Linked DNA regions of Homo sapiens: region 1 is linked to region 2. A link is an interaction called in ENCODE POLR2A ChIA-PET data of the cell type or tissue named here. Cell type or tissue: Panc1. All regions are shown on one strand. Region 1 overlaps STPG4 (sperm-tail PG-rich repeat containing 4). Region 2 overlaps MSH2 (mutS homolog 2).

Evidence for each region. ChIA-PET counts read pairs that join two places held together with the same protein. Peaks named below come from ENCODE experiments on the same cell type or tissue, not always from the same donor. Only the 100,000 strongest peaks of a DNase experiment are listed, where the experiment ranks them.
Region 1: POLR2A ChIA-PET joins it to region 2 with 18 read pairs; 2 of 35 experiments call an interaction of 5 or more read pairs at or near these places.

Annotation. Positions count from the first base shown.
Region 1 is chr2:47,087,355-47,095,354 of GRCh38, forward strand. STPG4 (sperm-tail PG-rich repeat containing 4) reads right to left here. Exons shown (of 7, transcript NM_001163561.2): 6 at 2,916-3,020. Among named protein-coding and RNA genes, the nearest start is that of STPG4, 64 kb to the right of the region's middle. RefSeq lists an enhancer at 1,567-2,766. In Panc1, no CTCF peak of the experiment used is centred here; no DNase peak of the experiment used is centred here; H3K27ac peaks cover 425 bases.
Region 2 is chr2:47,425,440-47,433,439 of GRCh38, forward strand. It overlaps MSH2 (mutS homolog 2), which reads left to right. Exons shown (of 16, transcript NM_000251.3): 7 at 4,303-4,502. Among named protein-coding and RNA genes, the nearest start is that of MSH2, 26 kb to the left of the region's middle. RefSeq lists an enhancer at 819-1,318. In Panc1, no CTCF peak of the experiment used is centred here; no DNase peak of the experiment used is centred here; H3K27ac peaks cover 1,486 bases.

The sequences.
Region 1 (8,000 bases), 340 kb before region 2:
CAGGCCAGGCCAAGCCAGGGGCCACCTAGAACCTGCTGGGAGAGGCGGGGTCACATGCCACCTGCATCTCAAGGCACACCTTCTCCCAAAGGGCACTTGGCCCAGGCAACTCCTATCCCGAGGAATGCCATCATCTTTCCCCCGGTGACCTCAGCCTAGCAAGAAGTGAGTGAAGAGAATTAATTCTGAACCTGATTGGTCTAACTCAAAAGCCCAAATCGCCTCTCAAACTCGGGTTGGGTTTTAGTTATTGACCCAGAGTTATTAAAGTAAGGTGTTTCTCAACCAGGGTCCATGGACCCCAGGGTCAGAAGTGTTCTCAAGGGATCCACGAGTTCTAATTTTTAAAAGTCATGTTTTTGTTTTTATAAAATGCTTGAACAAATATTATTATTTATTTATATATTTTTTTGAGACAGAGTCTCGCCCTGTTGCTAGGCTGGAGTGTAGTGCGCGCTATCTCGGCTCACTGCAATCTCTGCCTCCCGGGTTCAAGCGATTCTCCTGCCTCAGCCTCCCAAGTAGCTGGGATTACAGGTGCCCGCCACCACCACACCCAGCTAAATTTTTTTGTATTTTTAGTAGAGATGGGGTTTCACCATGTTGCCCAGGTTGGTCTTGATCTCCTGATCTCGTGATCCGCCCACCTCCGCCTCCTGAAGTGTTGGGATTACAGGTGTGAGCCACAGCACCCAGCCGGGGTTTTTTGTTTTTGTTTGTTTGTTTGTTTTTGGTTTTTTTTTGAGATACGGTCTCACTCTGTCATCCAGCATGGAGTGCAGTGGCAGGACCTCAGCTCACTGCAACCTCCACCTCCTGGGCTTAAGCGATTCTCATGCCTCAGCCACCTGAGTAGCTGGGATTACAGGGGTGCACCACCACACCTGGCCCTATTTTACCAATTATTTAAACAAAGCTTCTCTTCTGCAGTGATAAAATACAAATAAATGCCATTTTCATAGACTAAGACTTCAATTTCTTAGGTCGGTGTCTTCCCATGCTGGTGGCACATGCACATATTCTTGAAGTCCGAAGGCATTTGAGACACCAGTGTAATGGTTAAGATCAAGGGTTTTAGAGTCCAACAAGCCTGAGTTCCAGTCCTAGTCCCACAACCAACAGCTCAGTGGGAGCCTGGGCATGGGCTTCCCATACCTTACCCATCAAACGGGGCAGAGTACCTGCCTCTAGGGGGCTATGAGGCTCACTGGTGTCTCTCTAAGACAAAGAGGCTTGGACAGGCCAGCAGTTAGCTACCACCACTATTATTTTTTACTATTATCACCTACTTGTCATTTCCACCCTGCCCTGCAGTTTCTTATCTCTTCAGGAAACAGCAAGAGTGGAGCAGAGCAGTCAGTCCAGAGCACATGAGATCAGCTGCCTGCAGAAACCGCTTTAAATGACAGGATGTTTCCCTTGCCAAAAGCAGAGGAGCAGCCTGGAAATCTAATCAAGTCCTAGCCAAACGTCAAAGGAAGCTGAAGCCTTTATTATTGCTATTAATGAGGGTTCAAAGTGCATGTGGAGTCCTGGGAGGCCAGGGCAGAGAAAAGAAGGTTCAGGGGGCCTGCATCTCACAAGGCCACCCCTCGGGAGGCTGCTGGTTGGGGTTCAGCCACCTTGAGAACATCAAGCTCAGTTCCCCTCCCCTGATTTCACTGCCACCAACAACCTTCTGGTTGTCTTCAGCTTCCATGAAAATTTTCTATAAGGGAGAGACTCCACCAATCAGTGCTCCAGTCACCACGCCCGTATGGTGAATGCTTAGAAGTTAACACTACATCTTCTGTTGCCTGGGAGTTTGGTTAGCATGACTCAGCGTTCCTGAGAATGCCTGACCCCGTGGGCTCCGACAAACATGTTTCTGGATCATGGTGATGCCACTAAGGTGTGTGGATCCCCCAGCCTCCTGCTGTCAGTCTGTCTGCAATTTCACTGGCAGGGCCTCCCCATTATCACTCTAGATAAAGGCTGTGCTACCTTACTCTGCTGCCCAGCAGCTCTGGGGCAGAGATTCTGCAGGCCATGGCCTGGGATATAGGCTAAGGAGGGCTACGGGAGGTGATTTGCAGCCCAGGCAGTGGCAGTACTAGTCCTCTCCTACCCACCGCTCCAACTTCTCCTTCTAGCCCCTTGACTCCCCTGGGTGGGCCCATTTTCTTACAGGCAGAATTTGTATTTCTGTTTCCCCAGCCATCTCAAATGAGTCTACATACCAGCAAGTCTTGGGGACTTTCAGACCGTATTGCAGACTGAAAGCAACAAAGCTATGGGAATTAAAACTGTCTTTTGACATTAAAAAAAAAAAATCCACTGTTGGTAAACTTCACATTATGCTTTTATAATCTTTCCTGGTCTTCTCTAGGTTTGGAGGAGTCCTGTATGCTCCCAGGATCCACTTTCTTTGTATCTCTCCATGGACTTGAGCCTCTTCCCTGTCTGTCCTGAGTTTTTGGGGGTGGGGTGATCGCTAATGCCTTAATGGTCCCATTTGGGTCAATAAAAATGTTTCTGCTTCAAATTTTGCTTCCTTGGGCTCCCAGAAGCCACACACACAGAGAACAGCCATTCTGGCTGGCAGGAGGCAGCCACTGCAGGTACCCCCAACAAAGCATCTAGTTGGTAACATTGATGGCTGATTAATGTGCTGCTTCCAACTGGCCCCATAATTCAGCCACAGATTTTGGGCCTGGAGTCACTCTGAACCTGAAGTTGGTTGAGAACATCCAGGTATTTGAGGATTTCACTCCTGATTGCCTTGACAGGCAACTGTATCTACCAGAACTGTACACACATGATCATTCCCCCATCTCACCACCACCCCGCACCTCCTACACACATAGAAACAGAAAACCTACCACCATAACCATACCCCTAGGGGTGGGGGGCGATCTGTCTTTCCGAATACTTACTGAACAGCTGGGCAAGAATCGAGGGACTCTGGATTGAAAACAAGAAGTGACAGAGCTTGTTGGAGGCATTTTCACATTATAATGACCTGGACCAGGGCCTTCATGCTATTGAACATTTAAAAAATTGCTTCATTATTATTGTACATTTGATATATTTTAAGGCTTTATTTGCCTTCTACAAATAAACATATGAATCACTGTGATATAGTAGAAAAATCCCATATTTGGTCTCGAGAGATCTCTTTAAGGTGTGAGCTGGGACAAGTCATTGTGAAACGGGAGTAACTCCTGCCTCACCTTCCTTGTGCACGATGGTGAGGAGTGAAGGAACGTTAGGTGAGCAGTACCTGCCTCCCTTCTCCCTGCCAGGGTCCCTGATGCCCCCAGGCTCCCAGCCCACACTCAGGTCCCCCGTTCCCTCACAGCAGCATGCATGCCTCATGCCGTACTTCTCCCTCTGACTGTTAAAGGTGACTTGCTGCTCCAAGCTGTTAGCTTTATAAAAATGCTTATTCTTTCATATAAATGTCATATATGTTATCTCAGTCCAAAAAAGTATTCATAGCAATTCACTGATATAAGCACAATGCTATGAGATAAACATAAATAGGTGAACACAATTTTAAAAAGACAATCACTCCAGTAGGAAAATTAGCAACAGGCCATTCATGAAGAGGATATACAAACGTTCAATGAGCAAACTTTGAGGAAGGAGGGCTTTAACCTCATTTATAACCAAATACATTCTAATTTAAAAAACAAACTTCCTTTTTTTCCCACGGGGTGAGGGGAAGGGGGTTCTAAAAATTAAAACAGGTTAAGAAAGAACAGAGAGAGGAAGGAAGAAAGGGAGGGAGAAAAGGAAGGAAAGAAGGAAGGGAAGGGAGGGAGGGAGGGAGGGAGGGGAAGGAAGGAGAGAGGGAAAGAAGGAAGCCAAAGCTTTAACAACAAGCACAAGCACTCCTTATGATGCTGGCAGAAGCATAAATTCGCTCAGCCTTTCCAGAGTGCAATCTGGCAAGATATGAAACAGCTTAAAACATATATGCCTATCCAGAGAGGGAGAAAGAAGAAAGGAGAGTGGTTATTGGTTGTTGCAGGAAACCAGGAGACAAATGATGAGTCTTCAGCCTAGAATGTGGCAGGGAAAATGGGAATAGCCCAAACACCACACTGGATAATGCTAACATGATGTTCATCTTTTTTTTCCCCTAGTAATTCGCTTTTTTCCCCCCTCCATTTTCAAATAGCTAGGGTTCCTTGCCTCAGGAGTGGGACAGGGCAAAAAACAGAAATAAGTGTTTTTCTAGCATGATGTCTTAGATCTGTTTCTAAATAATGCAGGAGTTAGGGGAAGTGGGTGGGAGTATTAACCCAAAACACTGGCCTAAAATTGAACATTGTTGAATTGTTGACTAGGTATATGAGGTTTCAATACAGTATTCTAAGTTGTATATGTTTTTCAAGTTTTCACAAAACGGAGTTTAAGATGACATATATTTATTATTTTGACCCAGCAATTCCAGTTTTAGGCATTCACCCTAAGAAAACAATTGAGAATGTGTGCAAATATTTAGCCACAAAGACTGTAACATTGTTTCCAAAAGTGAAAACTGGGAAATAAACTAAATAATGGATGATATGTGCCTGGTTCAATAAATTACAACGCTTCCATCCAGCAGTCCAGTGTTGATGAGTTTTTATAGACGTAACAACTACTCCCAAATGTCATTAAGTCAAAAATGCAAGCTGAACAAATGTGCATTAAAAAAACTTGGAATGAAATTATCTCAGAATGTTCATAAACAGTAGTTTTCTTGGGGTAGTGGTGTGTTGAATAAAAAGCAAACAAAAAATTTTTTTTGCTTATATGCATTTTCTAATTTTTCTACAATGAACACAAGTACTCCTAAAACAAGAAAAAAAGATACTTAATGTATAGATAAATGACTATGGAAATTAGGTAAAGAAGAAAAGAGGCCAGGCATGGTGGCTCACGCCTGTAATCCCAGCATTTTGGGAGGCCAAGGCTGGTGGATCACTTGAGGTCAGGAGTTCAAGACCAGCCTGGGCAACATGGTGAGACCTTGTCTCTAAAAAATATAAAAATTAGCCAGTTGTGGGGGTGTGTTCCTGTGGTCCCAGCTACTTGGGAGGCTGAGGTGAGAGGATCACCTGAGCCACAGAGGTCAAGGCTGCAGTGAGCCATGATCATGTCACCGCACTCCAGCCTGGGAAACAGAATGAGACCCAAGAAAAGAAAAGGGGAGGGGAGGGAGAAAGGGAGGGGAGGGAGAAGGGGAGGGGAGGGAGAAGGGGAGGGGAGGGAGAAGGGGAGGGGAGAGGAGGAGAAAGGGAGCAGAGGGGAGAGGAGGAGAAAGGGAGGGGAGGGTAGAGGAGAGAGAGCCAGCAGTAAGGTCATAATAGGGACATGTATCTGTAAGATCCTTATAATAGGTAAGGCTGGCCACAAATGAGCACCACAGTTTTCGCAGAAGAAGCACTGCACTGCAGACCCTCCACGGTTCTGTTTTTTTTTTTTTGAGACAGTCTCACTCTGTCACCCAGGCTGGAGTGCAGTCACGCCATCTCGGCTCACTGCAAGCTCCGCCTCCTGGGTTCAAGCGATTCTTCTGCATCAGCCTCTCAAGTAGCTAGGACTACAGGTGCGTGCCACCAAGCCTGGCTAATGTTTGTATTTTTAGTAGAGATGGGGTTTCACCATATTGGCCAGGCTGGTCTCGAACTCCTGACCTCATGATCTGCCCGCCTCAGCCTCTCAAAGTGCTGGGATTACAGGTGTGAGACACCGCACCCGGCCCTTCCACAGGATTTAAAGCAAGGCTTTCCCATTCTCTCTGGCAGGTGGCACAGCCATGTAATTGGGGCTGCCATTCTCAATTACTCCACCATGAATGGAGTCTGTTATTATCAGCCAAGCACACATCTGATAATCAAGGGATAGATGCCCCTCATCATTTTTACAACTCATGGCAGAGAGATGAAAACAGTCATGTTTTCAAACTGATGTATACGTGTGACAGAGGTTGCTGTCAGGGTGAGGCTCTCTGTGTGGTGTGAATTCTGTACTCACATTGAAGAAATCTAAGCCCTAATAAACACAAAGAAGCAAAACGCCAAGAAAATCTGCACAGGAACAGTTTGTGCAGGAGCCTCTCAGTTTGGCCATAAAGATGCAGTGCTCTGAAGCCAGATGAGTAGCTGGGGCAAGAGATGATGCTGAGTGTGCGACCATTGATTCCACACCTATGATGGCCATCTGCAGAATGGCTAAGGAGCGACCTGCCCCTTTTCCCCAGGCCTAATGCGGCTTTGCTTTCTAAAGCTTCCTGGTCTCAAGCTGCCTGGGAGTCCAGGCATGAAGGCTGATGAAGCATGATGCATGGCCATCCCATCCAGCAGTTTCCTTGCATGGACTTGGTCATCTGAATCACAGGGACTAAGATGTGCTGCAGAAAGAAGTTACTGAACGCTATTCCACATGTGGCAGATGGGATCTTTAAGAGGGAGCACTGAGGAAGTGGATATAAGCCCAAGTTCATATTCCAAAGCCACAGGCATGCTGCGGCAAAGCCGTGACTATTCTGAGACTGCTCATGGCCGGGCCCTGCAATGGCCGGGCAACAGCTCTAGCAGAGTCCCCACTGCTGCCCCATCCGAGGACGGCTTGAGTGGACAGATGGCTCGGGATGTGCCATTTCTGAACCCAGTTCAATAGGAGGGTGTTTAAAACAAGAGGGACATTTGAACCATGTTCTCCTCTTCCTTAAAGCTGAGCACTCTGCTCTCTCCTTTACTGGGGATCCTCAAGTGTGATCTAGACCTTGGGTCTCACATTGTGTATGATACGTGTGCAGAGGGAGGCCTCGGATTCACCAAGCAGCACTAAGCATCTCTTCCACAAATCAAATGGGCCATTTCTTAAACCTTGCTTTTGTCAGGGTCATGCTTTGGCAACTGTGGGTTTACCAAAGCTAAGCCTTTCAAAGACCACTGACAAAAATTCTGTCTCCAGGGGAGAACAGAATAGTCACCTTCCTGGAGTCCTAGAACTTGATGTCAAAAGAAACAACAGGGAACCTTTACAGTATCTATTCCTCAGCTCTGGTACATGATTACATCTCAACCCTCCTGATGAGAATATCATTCTCTTCCCTTTGAAGAAGCCCTATTTAATTGTGCTTTTATTTGAGGGCAACTTTAACCAACGGGAGCTGTAAGGATTATTACACAGATGAATAAAATACTCTCTTTGGCCTCTGGGGAGTTTGGAGTCCAGTGAGGGATATAGGCAGAACCAAACAGAAACACCACAAAAGAATAAACGGAGATAGGAGGGGCTGGGGTGGTGCTGAGCAAGAGCTGAGCTATCTGCCTGGCTTTCAGATGCCAAACCAGGCTCTGGTGTAACAGGGCTGTCTTGTTAAGTGTGATCCCAGTGGGTTACGGGATGTCGCCAAGGCCAGGAGCTTTCATCTTGCTGCAAAAGACTCAGACTTTCCTGGAGAGCTCCTAGGTCTCTGTCATACCGCGAAGAAGCCTGGCTTATTGGTTCCAACTTCTGATGGGTCATAATGCTGTATAACATTACAGGCCTTTGGTAAGCCTGACATTTCCTGCCTGCACACACTCCTCCCCAGGGCTGGGAGGCTGGGACTGGTTAATCTGTATCATCAATACACTCCTCTGGAGTGAAGACGTGTATCACTCTGGGGCAGCCCAGGGCAGCCAAATGCCAGATGCCTCCTAGAGAACGTGAGAGTAGATGAAACTGTCCCAAGTTGTTAGGCATCAAATTCTATACCCCCCAATCATAAGTCCTGTGAATTTCCATTGTGTTGACATGGCTTCCATGCTGAATACTGTCTCTCCCCAGTTTTTAAGGTCTTATGAATTTGGAGTTCCCGGTACCTCAGTATGGGACCTGATTTGGAAATAGGGTTGTTGCAGATGTAATTATTTAAGCTGCAGTCATTAGGGTGGGGCCTCGTCCAACATGGCTGGTGTCCTTTATTAAAAGGGGAAATTTGGATACAGAGACATGCTCACAGGGAAAACACCATG
Region 2 (8,000 bases):
AAAACATAGTTAACACTTAAAAACAATATGGGATCGTATTAGGAATACAATCTGTATTCCTTCCCAACAGTATATACAGTTTTTTTCCATTTCACTATGTATCTATTTATAAATTTTTTATTTCTAATAATTTCTCTTGAATAGGTGAGACATCATATAGTATAAAATTCAGTAGAAAATCAGTTTTTCAGAGGTACAAAATTGGCTGACTTTGCACAGACTCCTTTCATTTCACAGGTAGGGATGCACAGCCACCTCTTCCACCGACGAGAGGAAAGGATATGTGTGCCTGTGGGCTCTTCAACTCTGTTGATTAGTTATGATTTATTTTCTGGTCAGTTTGAGAGGAAACAGTGATAAAATACTGGGAACAGGGAAGAAGCATAAGATTATTATTGTTTTTTTTTTTTTTTTTGAGACAGAGTCTTGCTCAGTTGCCCAGGCTGGAGTGCAGTGGTGCGATCTTTGCTCACTGCAAGCTCCGCCTCCCGGGTCCATGCCATTCTCCTGCCTCAGCCTCCCGAGTAGCTGGGACTACAGGCGCCCGCCACCACGCCCTGCTAATTTTTTTTTTGTATTTTTAGTAGAGACAGGGTTTCACCATGTTAGCCAGGATGGTCTCGATTTCCTGACCTCGTGATCCACCCGCCTCGGCCTCCCAAAGTGCTGGGATTATAGGCGTGAACCACCGCGCCCAGCTTTAATTTTTTTTTTTTTTTTTTTTTTGAGACAGAGTCTTGCTCTGTCGCCCAGGCTGAAGTGCAGTGGCGCGATCTCGGCTTGCTGCAAGCTCCGCCTCCCAGGTTCACGCCATTCTCCTGCCTCAGCCTCCTGAGTAGCTGGGATTACAGGCACCCGTCACCATGCCCAGCTAATTACGGGACCTCGCTCTGTCGCCCGGGCTGGAGTGCAGTGGCACAGTCTCGCTCACTGCAATCTGGCAAGTGATTCTCTTGCCTCAGCCTCCAGAGTAGCTGGGACTACAGGTGTGCGCCGCTACGCCCAGCTAATTTTTGTATTTTTAGTAGAGATAGGGTTTCGCCATGTTGGTTGGCCAGGATGGTCTCGATCTCTTGACCTCGTGATCCGCCCTTCTCGGCCTCCCAAAGTGCTGGGATTACCGGTGTGAGCCATCGCACCTGGCCTTCCTACTTTATTAAGATACCTAAGGGATTTCTGTGATTGTTAGGATTCAAATTTCTGTGAGCATAAGAATCAAGCTGTGTGCATAATAATTGCATGGGATTTCACAGCTGGGCCCCATTCCCAGGGATTTTGTATTATCTACCTCCAAGTGATTTTGATGCTGGTGATCCTTGGACCAGACTTGGTGAAGCTCAATGCTTAGCTAGGAAAGCCCCAAAAATTTGCTTTATTGGATTGTGTAATTTGACTACATCCATTGTTTCTTTTTTCAAATGTAGAGTTATATGCCACAAAAATATTTTCCGTAGCAGTAGGCATCCTAATTAATCTCGATGTTTGTTTATAGCCCCATTGATGGGGCTATAAACTTGGCAGCAAATTGTTTTCCCACTAATTTGGCATTTTCCATAAATGTTTGTTTATAGCCCCATTGATGGGGCTATAAACTTGGCAGCAAATTGTTTTCCCACTAATTTGGCATTTTCCATAAAAAACACGTATCTGTTGTTAGCTGCCTAGACGTTAGCTGGACATGGTTTAGGTTACTTTTCTCTTAAAAAGTAAATTTTAATTCAAGTTCCTTTAAGCCAGCAGTCTCAACCTGGGGCAGTTTTTCCCTCCAGGGGACATTCAGCAGTGTCTAGAGACATTTTTGGTTGTCATGCTGAGGAAGAGAGTGTATAGTGGGTAGAATCCAGGGATGCTGTTAAGCATGGAACAGCCCCTTACAACAAAAAATTATGTAGCCTAAAATGGCAGTGTTGCCAAGATTGAGAAATTATGCTTTAAATGTGTTTTTATATATGGCCATTTTGTGTTTACTCTGGAGATAACATGCTTTTCCTCATATAACATGCTTGATAAACATTTTGGTAACACAGGAATTGTAAATGCTGGTGATGTCAGTAAATAGTTAAGAAATTTAGGGCTGTGCGCGGTGGCTCACGCCTGTAATCCCAGCACTTTGGGAGGCCGAGGCGGGTGGATCCCGAGGTCAGGAGATCGAGACCATCCTGGCTAACATGGTGAAACCCCGTCTCTACTAAAAATACAAAAAAATGAGCCGGGTGTGGTGGCAGGCACCTGTAGTCCCAGCTACTCAATTTAGAAAGCAGATTTGTTTCCTTTCTATACCTGTGTAATTTGAGGTTTAGTTTACTGTCACATCGTTTATAAACATAAGGAAGATCGTTGCTCATCTGATAGCATTCCGAACCTTGAGTCATCTGTAATGCCTATGGCCTCCAGAAAAGCTTCTCTAATACTGTACTTAGAGATGTGTAAAATATGTAGGAACATTTTCCCACCTTCGATTGTTAGTTTACCTTTCAGCTTCAGTAATTTACCTTTCAGCTATTACTTTAGTAACATCTTCAACATTGTTTTTCAAACTGCAAGGTGTGACCCAGTAGTGGGTCGTTAAATTAGTAGGTGACAGAGCATTTTTGAAGAATTAAATACAATAGAACATAGCAGAGTGGGCTCACGCCTGTAATCCCAGCACTTTGGGAGGCGAGGCTGGCAGGTCACAAGGTCGGCAGGTCACAAGGTCAGAAGATCGAGACCTTCCTGGCTCTAACATGGTGAAACCCCGTCTCTACTAATAGTACAAAAAATTAGCGGGGTGTGGTGGCATGCGTCTCTAGTCCCAGCTACTCAGGAGGCTGAGGCACGAGAATCACTTGAATCCGGGAGCTGGAGGTTGCAGTGAGCCGAGATTGCACCACTGCACTCCAGCCTCAGCAACAGAGCAAGACTATTTCAAAAAAAAAAAAAAAAAAAAAGAAAGAAAGAAAAAAAGAAAATAGAGTGTATCACATAATTAGAGTAGCAAGTATTGATTTGTGAAACCTATTTTAATCATAGATCTATGTATGTATGTGCTGGATTGTGATGTAAAGACATTTCTTGCTGTGGTTACACTGAAAAAAATGAAAAGTCACTGATTTCCAATAACTTACAGAAGCAGTATGAACTACATATTCTGTCGTTCTTGAAACAAGCTGAGATTTTATTGACTTTGGGAAGCAGTAGAATTATTTTAGTTTTTTAATTAACAGTTTTTGGCTTTGTACTGTCAAGAGGTAATTTTAGAAAGCATTCTAAAAATGTAAGTACTGGATTTGGCAACATTCTTGAACTGTAATTCTGTTTCGTTAAACATCACTATTTACATGTGCAACAGCGTGTCTGTAACAATGTCCCAGTAATGAAATTCTTTCTTCTATTTAAGGCATGTCTGTTTGATAAAAGTCAAACAAAATTGGGTATATGTCAGTGTCTTATGATACTGCTTAATTAAACATTAATTTGACTCTTAGCTAATCAGGAAATGTTTGCCTCACAGTCTTACAGAGCTTTCCACCTTCTAAAAAAGCTAACGTTTCAGAATAGATTCAGGATTCAACCTTCTTTCTGTCTTTTTTTTTTTTTGTTTGAGACAGAGTCTTGCTCTGTTGCCCAGGCTGGAGTACAGTGGCGCTATCTCGGCTCACTGCAACCTCCGCCTCCTGGGTTCAAGCAATTCTCCTGCCTCAGCCTCCCGAGTAGCCGGGGTTACAGGCGTGCGCCACCATGCCCAGCTAATTTTTTTGTATTTTTAGTAGAGACAGGGTTTCACCATGCTGGGTGGCCAGGCGGGTCTCAAACTTCTGACCTTGAGATCTGCCCACCGTGGCTTCCCAAAATGCTGGGATTATAGGCGTGAGCCACCGCACCTAGCCTAGATTCAGGCTGCTTCTTTTTTTTTTTTTTTTTGAGACAGAGTCTTGCTCTTGTTGCCCAGGCTGGAGTGCCATGGCATGATCTCAGTGCACCACAATCTCTGCTTCCCAGGTTTAAGCGATTCTCCTGCCTCAGCCTCCCAAGTAGATGGGATCACAGGCATGAGCCACCATGCCTGGCTAATTTTGTATTTTTTGTACAGACGGGGTTTCTCCATGTTGGTCAGGCCAGTCTCGAACTCCCTACCTCAGGTGATCTGCCTGCCTCGGCCTCTCAAAGTGCTGGGATTACAGGTGTGAGCCACTGCGCCCAGCAGATTCAAGCTTTTTAAATGGAATTTTGAGCTGATTTAGTTGAGACTTACGTGCTTAGTTGATAAATTTTAATTTTATACTAAAATATTTTACATTAATTCAAGTTAATTTATTTCAGATTGAATTTAGTGGAAGCTTTTGTAGAAGATGCAGAATTGAGGCAGACTTTACAAGAAGATTTACTTCGTCGATTCCCAGATCTTAACCGACTTGCCAAGAAGTTTCAAAGACAAGCAGCAAACTTACAAGATTGTTACCGACTCTATCAGGGTATAAATCAACTACCTAATGTTATACAGGCTCTGGAAAAACATGAAGGTAACAAGTGATTTTGTTTTTTTGTTTTCCTTCAACTCATACAATATATACTTGGCAATGTGCTGTCCTCATAAAGTTGGTGGTGGTGACTCACTCTTAGGACACATTCAGATTTCTTTTTTTTTTTTTTTTGAGAAGGAGTCTTGCTCCGTTGCCAAGGCTAGAGTGCAGTGGCACAATCTCAGCTCACTGCAACCTCTGCCTCCTGGGTTCAAGCGATTCTCCTGCCTCAGCTTCCTGAGTGGCTGGGATTACAGGCATGTGCCACCATGCCCGGCTAATTTTTGTACTTTTAGTTTTACCATGTTGGCCAGGTTCGTCTGGAACTCCCAATCTCAGGTGACCCACCTGCCTCGGCCTCCCAAAGTGCTGGGAGTACAGGCGTGAGCCACAGAGCCTGGCCATGTTCAGACTTCTAATAACAGGTTTGTATTGACTCTTAGCCTCATGGCAGAAGCCAAGAGACATGAGACAGCTTAGAAATTTTTGCTTTTTGGAAATGAATGTTAGAGTTACTGGTTTGTGATTAAGGCCTATTGCACTGACAGAGGCAGTGAAAAAGGGTTTGATTGCCAAGGAAGATTCACAGGGCCTAGAATGGCAGTGGTTATGCATCTACAGTTTATTACAGGAGAAGGATACAATCCAGTAGCAGGATTATGGTAAGGATATGCATCACAGTCAAAGGCTGTCATAGCAAGTCATCCAGAGAGTTCGGGTGCAAGTTCCAGTTTTCCTTTGTTGTGTAAAGTCTGTGGTGGGGTGCATTTTCTCTCTCAGAGCAGGATGTGTGCACAGGACACCTTGGAACCTAGGAGCCCAAAATAGAGTCTTCACTGGACTTTTTAATATTTTTCTTGTCAAGCGGACATGTTCCTGTTCTCTAACTAGCCTCTTCAGTGGAGGTCAGAGGAAGAGCCTCATTGAGACCAAGTGCAACTCATCAATCACATGAAACAATGCTGATAAATAAACCACCTAAATATCCCCTGACCCACAAATACAAAACAACACCATTCAATCAGTATTTTTCATGCCTTGATCAGGGGTCATTGCCATGCAGGAACTTTAACAAAACAGTACAGGCTAATAATAGAATTGTTGGAATTAACTCACACAGCACACCTATGAGAGAGAGTTAAGATAGAGGGTCTTGGTGGTCTCTAACAGTTGAATTCAAAGTGAAGTTACCAGAGTAAAGTGAGCAAAGACACATATTAGTACAATATTGGTAGATAAAATCACGTTGCTCTAATAAGCATAGTTTTAAACTTTAACCATGTTTCTCCAGTAATTTTAGTAATTATATTGTTGTTATGTCTAATACATAAAGCATTTTTTACTTTTTTAAAAAATTTTTAGGCAATGTGGGGTCCAAAGTAATTAAAAAAAAATTTTTTTAACATAAAGCATCTTAAAATTTTACTTAATCATGATCACTTAGAACCATTAAAACATACGTTTTGATATTATGGGGAAGCTTCGTTGTTCCTTTGTAGACAGACTTAAAGAAATACAACTTTATGATGACAAGATATAAGATAATTATAGATTTAAATTTTATAGAAACCTTTTCCCTTATCTAGTGCAAGAGGTAGCTAAGTGCTTATTTTCTCAAAGTACTGTGTTATAAAAAGTATTCCTAGTGTAGTCAAAGCTTCTCTTTAGACTGATAAAACTTAGAGCACCTGCATTTACTTCCAACAAAGCAGAATTAAAGAAAATGAGACTTGGCCGGGTACGTTTGTAATCCCAGCACTTTGGGAGGCCGAGGCAGGTGGATCATGAGGTTAGGAGATCAAGACCATTCTGGCTAACATGGTGAAACCCTGTCTCTACCAAAAATACAAAAAATTAGCTGACATGGTGGTGCGCACCTGTAGTCCCAGCTTCTCAGGTGGCTGAGGCAGGAGAATCGCTTGAACCCAGGAGGTGGAGGTTGCAGTGAGCTGAGATCACACCACTGCGCTCCAGCTTGGGCAACAAAAAAAAAAAAAAAAAAAAGAAAAAGAAAATGAGTCTTTACTGGCTGGGCACAGTGGCTCACACCTGTAATCCCAGCACTTTGGGAGACCGAGACGGGCAGATCACCTGAGGTCGGGCATTCGAGACCAGCCTGACCAATATGGAGAAACCCCATTTGTACTAAAAATACAAAATTAGCGGGGCGTGGTGGCGCATGCCTGTAATCCCAGCTATTCGGGAGGCTGAGGCAGGAGAATTGCCTGAACCCGGGAGGCGGAGGTTGCGGTGAGCAGAGATCGTGCCGTTGCACTCCATTCTGGGCAACAAGAGCGAAACTCTCCATCTCAAAAAAAAGAAAATGAGTCTATACTTTGCTGTTTTCATACTCTCTTAGTGTGGTGTAGGCAGCCATGTATCCCCCTTGTGCCTCTATTTCTCCATTCTGTGAATGAGTGTCTTCCACTGCTGTGCTTTTCTGATTCCGTAACCTTTGTTTGTTTGTTTGTTTGTTTGTTTGTTTGTTTTTTATTGATCATTCTTGGGTGTTTCTCGCAGAGGGGGATTTGGCAGGGTCACAGGACAATAGTGGAGGGAAGGTCAGCAGATAAACAAGTGAACAAAGGTCTCTGGTTTTCCTAGGCAGAGGACCCTGCGGCCTTCCGCAGTGTTTGTGTCCCTGGGTACTTGAGATTAGGGAGTGGTGATGACTCTTAATGAGCGTGCTGCCTTCAAGCATCTGTTTAACAAAGCACATCTTGCACCACCCTTAATCCGTTCAACCCTGAGTGGACACAGCACATGTTTCAGAGAGCACAGGGTTGGGGGTAAGGTCACAGATCAACAGGATCCCAAGGCAGAATAATTTTTCGTAGTACAGAACAAAATGAAAAGTCTCCCACGTCTACCTCTTTCTACACAGACACGGCAACCATCCGATTTCTCAATCTTTTCCCCACCTTTCCCCCCTTTCTATTCCACAAAACCGCCATTGTCATCATGGCCCGTTCTCAATGAGCTGTTGAGTACACCTCCCAGACGGGGTGGTGGCCGGGCAGAGGGGCTCCTCACTACCCAGTAGGGGCGGCCGGGCAGAGGCGCCCCTCACCTCCCGGACGGGGCGGCTGGCCGGGCGGGGGGCTGACCCCCCCCCCCCGCCTCCCTCCCGGACGGGGCGGCTGGCCAGGCGGGGGGCTGACCTCCCCGCCTCCCTCCCGGATGGGGTGGCTGGCCGGGTTGGGGGCTGACCCCCCGCACCTCCCTCCCGGATGGGGCGGCTGGCTGGGCAGAGGGGCTCCTCTCTTCCCAGTAGGGGCAGCCGGGCAGAGGCGCCCCTCACCTCCCGGATGGGGCGGCTGGCCGGGCGGGGGGCTGACCCCCCCACCTGCCTCCAGGACGGGGCGGCTGGCCGGGCAGAGCGGCTCCTCACTTCCCAGTAGGGGCGGCCAGGCAGAGGCGCCCCTCACCTCCCGGACGGGGCGGCTGGCCGGGCAGAGGGGCTCCTCTCTTCCCAGTAGGGGCGGCCGGGCAGAGGCG